Linked DNA regions of Homo sapiens: all the other regions are linked to region 3. A link is a loop called in an ENCODE intact Hi-C map of the cell type or tissue named here. Cell type or tissue: PC-3. All regions are shown on one strand. Region 1 has its middle 110 kb from the start of RELN. Region 2 overlaps RELN (reelin). Region 3 overlaps RELN (reelin).

Evidence for each region. A loop is a pair of places that touch in the nucleus more often than their neighbours do. Peaks named below come from ENCODE experiments on the same cell type or tissue, not always from the same donor. Only the 100,000 strongest peaks of a DNase experiment are listed, where the experiment ranks them.
Region 1: it touches region 3 in a loop (7-fold over the local background); 5 of 110 quality-filtered maps call a loop at or near these places.
Region 2: a loop joins it to region 3, with 12 times the contacts of the local background. A loop is called at or near these places in 8 of 110 quality-filtered maps.

The regions. Positions count from the first base shown.
Region 1 is chr7:104,095,702-104,098,201 of GRCh38, reverse strand. No RefSeq gene overlaps it. Among named protein-coding and RNA genes, the nearest start is that of RELN, 110 kb to the right of the region's middle. In PC-3, a CTCF peak has its summit at 1,302 (motif pointing right); no DNase peak of the experiment used is centred here.
Region 2 is chr7:103,752,244-103,754,743 of GRCh38, reverse strand. RELN (reelin) reads left to right here. Exons shown (of 65, transcript NM_005045.4): 5 at 1,530-1,562. Among named protein-coding and RNA genes, the nearest start is that of RELN, 240 kb to the left of the region's middle. In PC-3, a CTCF peak has its summit at 1,528; a DNase peak (open chromatin) is centred at 1,553.
Region 3 is chr7:103,572,434-103,574,933 of GRCh38, reverse strand. RELN (reelin) reads left to right here. Exons shown (of 65, transcript NM_005045.4): 30 at 635-842. Among named protein-coding and RNA genes, the nearest start is that of SLC26A5, 130 kb to the right of the region's middle. In PC-3, a CTCF peak has its summit at 1,281 (motif pointing left); no DNase peak of the experiment used is centred here.

The DNA of each region.
Region 1 (2,500 bases), 520 kb before region 3:
GGATTTTTTTTTTTTTTTTTTTTTTTTGAGACGGAGTCTCGCTCTGTCGCCCAGGCTGGAGTGCAGTGGCGCGATCTCAGCTCACTGCAAGCTCCACCTCCCGGGTTCACGCCCTTCTCCTGCCTCAGCCTCCTGAGTAGCTGGGACTACAGGCCCCCGCCACCACGCCCGGCTAATTTTTTTGTATTTTTAGTAGAGATGGGGTTTCACCGTGTTGGCCAGGATGGTCTCCATCTCCTGACCTCGTGATTCACCCGCCTCGGCCTCCCAAAGTGCTGGGATTACAGGCGTGAGCCCCCGTGCCTGGCCAGGATTTTTGTTTTGTTTTGTTTTCTAAATTTGGGAAACCATTTTCTAGGTATTCATAATGCATTCTAAAAATATGATTCCTACCACTATCAACTTTCCTTTTACTAAACAACCCAATTTTTTGAGTTACTTGTTCTCCTTGGAATTTATCTCCAGTGATGCTGCTAAAAAAGCTTGGGTTTTGATATGTTGGGTCCCAATAATAGTTTGACAGTCTCCTTACTGCTTATAACCTGCAGTTCCCTACAGAGGCCTCCTCTTCACCACAGTCTCTGCCAAGTGGTTGTCATAGCATTAATTAAACTGGAAGAATAAAGGCATTGCATGTCATTTTCTATATTGGATGCCTTCATGTTATGGACATATCTCCATGGAGAATCCTGTACATAAACTGAAAACAAATGCTTGGTAACATCACACATCCTCAGTCAGGATATTTTTCAGAAGAGAAATTACAACACGTTAAAATGTGAACTCTTTTTGCATGTATCATATTTTTAAAATATCTAGAGAAATATGAGTTTACTACTTTCTTATTTCTAAATTATATTTCAACTTCCTCCCCCAAAACATTAAATGGTCGCATCTTTTTTATGGATACAATTCTTATTATTATTGTATCCAGGCAATAGACTCAACTGCTGTGAAATAAGAGAAATACATTGTTCACTTCATTCATACGTATTGATAAAATTTTAGATTTATTTTTAGATGTCCCCAGGTATTATACTTACAAATCGTATTAAGCTTGTTGTATTTTAAGAAATGTGTTTTTTAATAAGAGTGAACATAATAAAATATAAAGAGAAGAATAAGCAACTTTGGAAAGCTAAGGCTTTATCCTCACATTCCGAAGGTCAACTCACTGGGCTTCTGGAAAACTAGAATTTGCAAGAATTCCAAAGGAAGGCTCTGGAGGTCTCCTCCAGAAAGACACTGTGGACAGCACAATTAGCAAAGTGCATAGGACAACCCTGTTAAACTGAGGGCACGAGAGGGCGGTATTGAGAGTCTGGTAAGGGAACAATTGAAGAGTGAGCTTCAAAGTCAAGCCTAGACGTGCTCCTCAGTGTGTTTCTCCAACTGTCATTACTCGCCCACCATGCCACAAGAAAAGAAATTAAAAGTAAGTGTTCCAAATTTGTATAGCAATTTGACAGAGTAGTTACATTACTATTGAACCTAACACGCATACATTATATATTATCTTTAGTTTAATTATTTTTGTATGTGTATTTTTAAATTTTGGTATTCTAGAAATTCATCATTATTGTAACATATAAAAGTCTTGCTTCATGACAGATTGAATTTTTAAAATTTCTTCACCACAGATAATTTTAGGAGTACTGGTCGAAATTGAGTTGAACTTTGTAAATAAATCCATGTCCAAGGAGTCCATTCTCAGCATACCTGAATTTAGAGCACATGAGTACAGATTGTCCTTGGTTTGTATATTAGATGCATCCTGAAAAATCTGAGCTATCAAGTTGGAGATCAGATTATTTCTAAGGTATTTTTCTATCCTGGTTATGTGATTAATTTATTCATTTAATATGTGTTGTTAAATGTTCCAGATGATTAGAATAGACTAGCGAATAAAATAACAAAAATGGAGTTTACATTCTAGTGGAAGGAAACAAAGAACAAACAATAACCATAATTAAAAGTAAATTACACAAACGTAGAGCAGTAAGTCAATGATGGAAATATAAGAGGAGTACCGGAGTACCAGAGTCGGGGTGGTGTGTGTGTCGGGGGGGATGATTTAAAATACTGTGGTAAGGGTAAGCCTCATTGCGACAACTGAATAAAAGTTTAAGGATCAAGAGACATTAGTCATGTGGCTTTATGGAGGAAGGATGGTCCAGGCTAAGAGGAGAACTGGTACAAACGTCCTGGGGTAGTGTAGCTGAGAGGATGGGGGGTCTGAGAGCAGTAAGGAGGTCAGTGGAGTAGAACAGAGTGGTCAAGGAGAGGCGAGAGATGAGGCCAGAGAGGGAATATGAGCTCAGATCTCATATTGTAAGGACTTAGATTTTTACTCTGAGTGAGCATAGGACCTGGAATACAGGAGTAGTGCTCTTTAAAAGAATCAGTGGACTGCTGTGTCTAGAATACAGTACAGAGGGGGACCTAGTTAGGAGGCTATTCCCAGTGACAGATAATGATGGCAATGGTCTTGAGTGGTAGC
Region 2 (2,500 bases), 180 kb before region 3:
AGTGTGATGTTGCATTTCTAGCTCACTGCATCCTCAAACTCCTGGCCTCAGGTGATCCTCCTGCCTCAGCCTCCTGAGTAGCTAGGACTACAGGCGTGCACCACCATGCCCAGCTAATTTTTAATGTTTTTTTTAGAGACGAGGTCTCCTACTATATTGCTCAGGCTGGTCTCAAACTCTTGGCCTCAAGTAATCCTCTTGCCTCAGTCTCCCAAAGTGCTGGGATTACAGGCATGAGCTACTTCTCTCAGCCTCACTTTATACCTTACATTCTCTCTGAGTGACTCGGTCTTCCTTTTGTAACTCCACCACCTCCTGCTTGATAACGATTTCCTAATTGATATACAGTACAAATGTCCCTCCTAGCTGTAGTTCAGCACTAATAGAAGTATAATGTAAGCCCCGTGTGCAATTTTAAATATTCTAGTAGTCACATCTATAAAATGGAAAGAAATAGATGAAATTAATTTAATAGTGTATTTTATTAACACAGAATATGTAAAATATTAAACATTTGGATATAATGTGGTCAATTTAAAACTATTAATGAGATATTTTACATTTTGTGTACTAAATCTCCAAAATCTAGTATGTACTTTACACTTATAGCACATCTTAAGAAATATTTGGCCTGTATTAAGAGTTCATAAAATTGACAATTGAAATGTAGATCCACATACCCAGTGTTTCTTACCTGCTTAAAGATCTTCCAGTAACTGAATTGAGTATCAAAAATCATTTTCCTTTAATGTCCAGATCCACCTTGACAAAATGTTTTCATTTTTATTAGAAGAGCTGATTTACCTTTAATGCAAAAACATATCAGTTTCAAAACTATGTCCAAGTATTATTCTTGTGTCAGCATAGTATTATTAACATGGAATTCACAGAAATATTGCATACATTGAAAAGCAAGTCTAAAATAATTAACATCAAGACATTCTTCAAATTTTTCTTGTAGGTTTTTGCAGACAATTTAGAAGATACTGGAAATTACAGTTAAAATCTTCTGGAGACACAATTCACGTTAGGAAATTCATGTGTAAAACCATTATTAATTTGTATTTTCAAAGTTTCAATTTCAACATAAATTTTCCTACTTTTCCAGCTAGTTTGCAAATAAACCCTTGTTTTCCTTGAAGCTTCAGATTTGGCTTGTTCATATGCACTGTGATACTGGTGAGAGAATGTATATCATTGTGCCAGGTTTTTGTTATTCATTATTGGATAATTGGCAAGTATTCCTTTTGTTTCAAGAAAATCTTTAATTAGAGCTAACAATTCAGTGAATCTTTGCAAAACTCTTCTCTGATTTAACCAATAAGTGTTGGCACAAAATACAAGATCATTAAATTTATTGTCTTCTATTTTTTCAAGGGTTCCAGAAACTCCTAAAAAGACTAAAAAGTCTGTAGCCATTTGATTTGCTTAATGTGACTTAAGTTTTATAACTGTGTTGTGACTCTTTATTACTGGATTTTGCTTTCATTCCTGATCAGTTGTCTTTCTTCTTTCCTCTCTTGATTCAGCTCCAACAGATGTCACTGTGCACCCACATCTAGGTAAGTGTTTAAGACTCTGATGTCATTAACTTTAGTACTTGATCTACTTGTTTGGCTTTTCTGGCTATACGAGCAGATGTTATAGAGGCAAGGAAGCTGTCCTCTCTGATCATTGATCAGTCACTGAAATTGGACTTGGGTACGGATTATACTTGAACACAGAACCTCCTTGAGGAAACATTCATGCTGCCCAGCGGGGGGCTCATGCAGGAACTTTCACACCTGTTAGTACCCTCAGCCCTGAGATCCTATTGAGTGTAAGCTTTTGCATTCTAATGCTTAATTTTCCCCAGAGTCCCTCATAATACTAGATGCCCATCATAAATATTAGAGCATGGAGCTAGTGGGCAAGAAGCCATGAATGTGGAAGAACTGAAGTCATTTAAGATTTGGGATTTATGCTCAAATTAGTACTGAATTGTTAAGAAAAAGAAATTATTTTGTCATTTCTTTAAAAATTGAACTGAAGCTGGGCATGGTGGCTCATGCCTGTAACCCCAACAGTTTAGGAGGCTGAGGTGGGAAGATCACTTGAGACCAGGTGTTTAAGACCAGCCTGGGCAGCAGAGCAAGACCCCCATCTCTACCAAAAAAAAATGTTAAAAATTAGTCAGTGTGGTGGTTGTGCACCTGGAGTCCTAGTTACTTTGGGGGCTGAGATGGGAGGATCATGTAAACCAGGATTTCAAGGCTGCAGCAAGCTATGATTGTGACACTGTCCTCCAACCTGGGCAGCAGAGCAAGATCCTGTTTCTTTAAAAAAAAATTGAAATGAGACTGTTTAAATAAATACCTGCTTCTTAAAATGGCACCATGGATTTTTCATAATGTCATGCTCTTAGTGGCCCACAGTTCTTGAGGCAGGGTATATAGTGGTTAGGATCACAGATTCTGGGAAACTGCCTGGGTTTATCTCACTTTTACCACTTGCTAGCCAC
Region 3 (2,500 bases):
AGTATCTCTGAGCACAGTGACCTTTGGATGTTGCTGCAAGCAAAAATGAAAAGAGCTGAGATTAAAGAGGAAAATTGGAGAAAATATTATAAGCTTCAAAATCTTTTTTTTTATTATTTTTCCTGGAGACAACTTCAAAAGGCTTCTTCCCAGCTTTTCAGTATCCCAGCCTTCATCTGGCACGTGACCAAAGACAAACATATGTTGTTGCAGGCCTTCTATGGAGAGTGCTGTCACTCACAGTTTCAAGGATTTTTTTTAAATTTGAGACTGACTGCCCCTATTGATCCTAGAATAGAAGGATAACAAATGAGCAAGTTTTATTGTGGATGAAATCTGTTTCTCAGTTTACACAAATCCTCAGTAGCAGGAACTACGAAAAGGTATGGTTCCCAATGTCTTCCCAATGTCTGTCTCTATTAAAAAATAAAAATTTACAGAGGCAGAATAGTGTTTTTGATGATGGTAGTGATGGCTGTCTTTCAGACCGACAGTTGTGAGATACAAATTTTCATGTGGCCTCTCTCCCTAATGTTAATCCCTATGGACATTCTTCCTTTGCCCATGTGTTGAATAGACCTCGTTTTGAATGATTCCAACAAAGCATCTCTCCTCTCTATTTCTTTTTCTGAAGCTGCACAAGGAACCTGTGTGTCAAATGTCCCCAATCACAATGAGATGTTCGATAGGTTTGAGGGGAAGCTCAGCCCTCTGTGGTACAAGATAACAGGTGCCCAGGTTGGAACTGGCTGTGGAACACTTAACGATGGCAAATCTCTCTACTTCAATGGCCCTGGGAAAAGGGAAGCCCGGACGGTCCCTCTGGACACCAGGAATATCAGGTAACAAGTATTAACTGGTATACTTTTTCACAAACATATTATTTACCACACGATGTAGTCTAACTTAAAACATTCTGTTCTGTTATTGGGAATATATACAATAATGTTTCTGTATATAGATTATGATATGTAAAAATGAAGATAACTTTAGCTTTGGAATAAAATAGGTGGTTTCTACAAAGACCATGCTGCAATTCATAAATCCATGTGTGGTCATCACCAAGGCCTGTGTGTCTAGGGTATGCCAGCTTGATTTTCTGAAGTTTGATATTATTATGAAAACCATTTGGTATTATTCTTAGCATGTGCCGTGTGAAACAAAGATTTTTCCAACCTTACATTCTATGTCTGAAATTGATGCGTCCTCATTTATCTAAGTTGATTTGTATTCACTTATTGAAAATGGTCCCCAGAAATTTTAAATGCCTACACTGACACCTACTGGTAAAATAAAGAACTGTTTGGTTTTTAAGATCAAATGAAATAATAGCACACCTAAAATAAAACTGCTTTTTAAAAGAGCAATTAAATTATTTGAGAAGTGGAAGAAAGGAAATAGAGAAAATGTTTAAAATTTTTAGACCTCCTCACAAAATCTGGGGTCCTGTGTCATATTTTTCCTTCCTTCAATTTCCTTCCCTTTCCATCTGCATTGTTCTCTCAGAGGTGTGCCTGTCAAGCAGGTACTCTCTGTCAGTCGCTATGGACTGAGGCATAATTTACATCGTACTGACTGAAGGCCTGCTGTGAAAAATTTAGCCAAGTGAGTCTAAATCAGCAACTGACAGGTAATTATCTGACTCTAAACAAATATGGTATTCAGCTTCTTAAGTTAGATTTTTCCTCATCTTGGCTGGATGCGGTAGCTCACACCTGTAATGCCAGCACTTTGGGAGACTGAGGCAGGTGGATCACTTGAGGTCAGGAATTCAAGACCAGCTCCTGGCCAACATGGCAAAACCCTGTCTCTACTGAAAATAGAAAAATTAGCCGGGTGTGGTGGCGCATGCCTGTAGTTCCAGCTACTCAGGAGGCTGAGGCAGGAGGATCGCTTGGGCCCAAGAGGCAGAGGTTGAAGTGAGTCAAGATCGCGCCACTGCACTCCAGCCTGGGCAACAAATGCCTAACGTAGATGACAGGTTGATGGGTGCAGCAAACCACCATGGCATGTGTATACCTATGTAACAAACCTGCACGTTCTGCACATGTATCCCAGAAACTAAAGTATAATTTTAAAAAATCTTCATCTTGAGTTTCCAAGGATAGTGTTAACTAGATTTAAGGAATTTCCATTTTTGTAATTCCATTAAATTATAACAGACTGTATTTTTAGTAGAGACGGGGTTTCACCGTGTTAGCCCCGTCTCTACTAAAAATACAAAAGGAAATTAGCCAGGCGTGGTGGCGGGCACCTGTAGTCCCAGCTACTCGGGATGCTGAGGCAGGAGAATGGCGTGAACCTGGGGGGCGGAGCTTGCAGTGAGTCGAGATCACGCCACTGCATTCCAGCCTGGGCAACAGAGCAAGACTCCGTCTCAAAAAAAAAAATAAATTATAACAGACTGTCACAATGAAGTGATATTCAACGGTTTCCTTTTGTTTAGCTCATTATTACAGAATAAAATGAATGGTCATATTAATTAACTTCTTCTAAATGG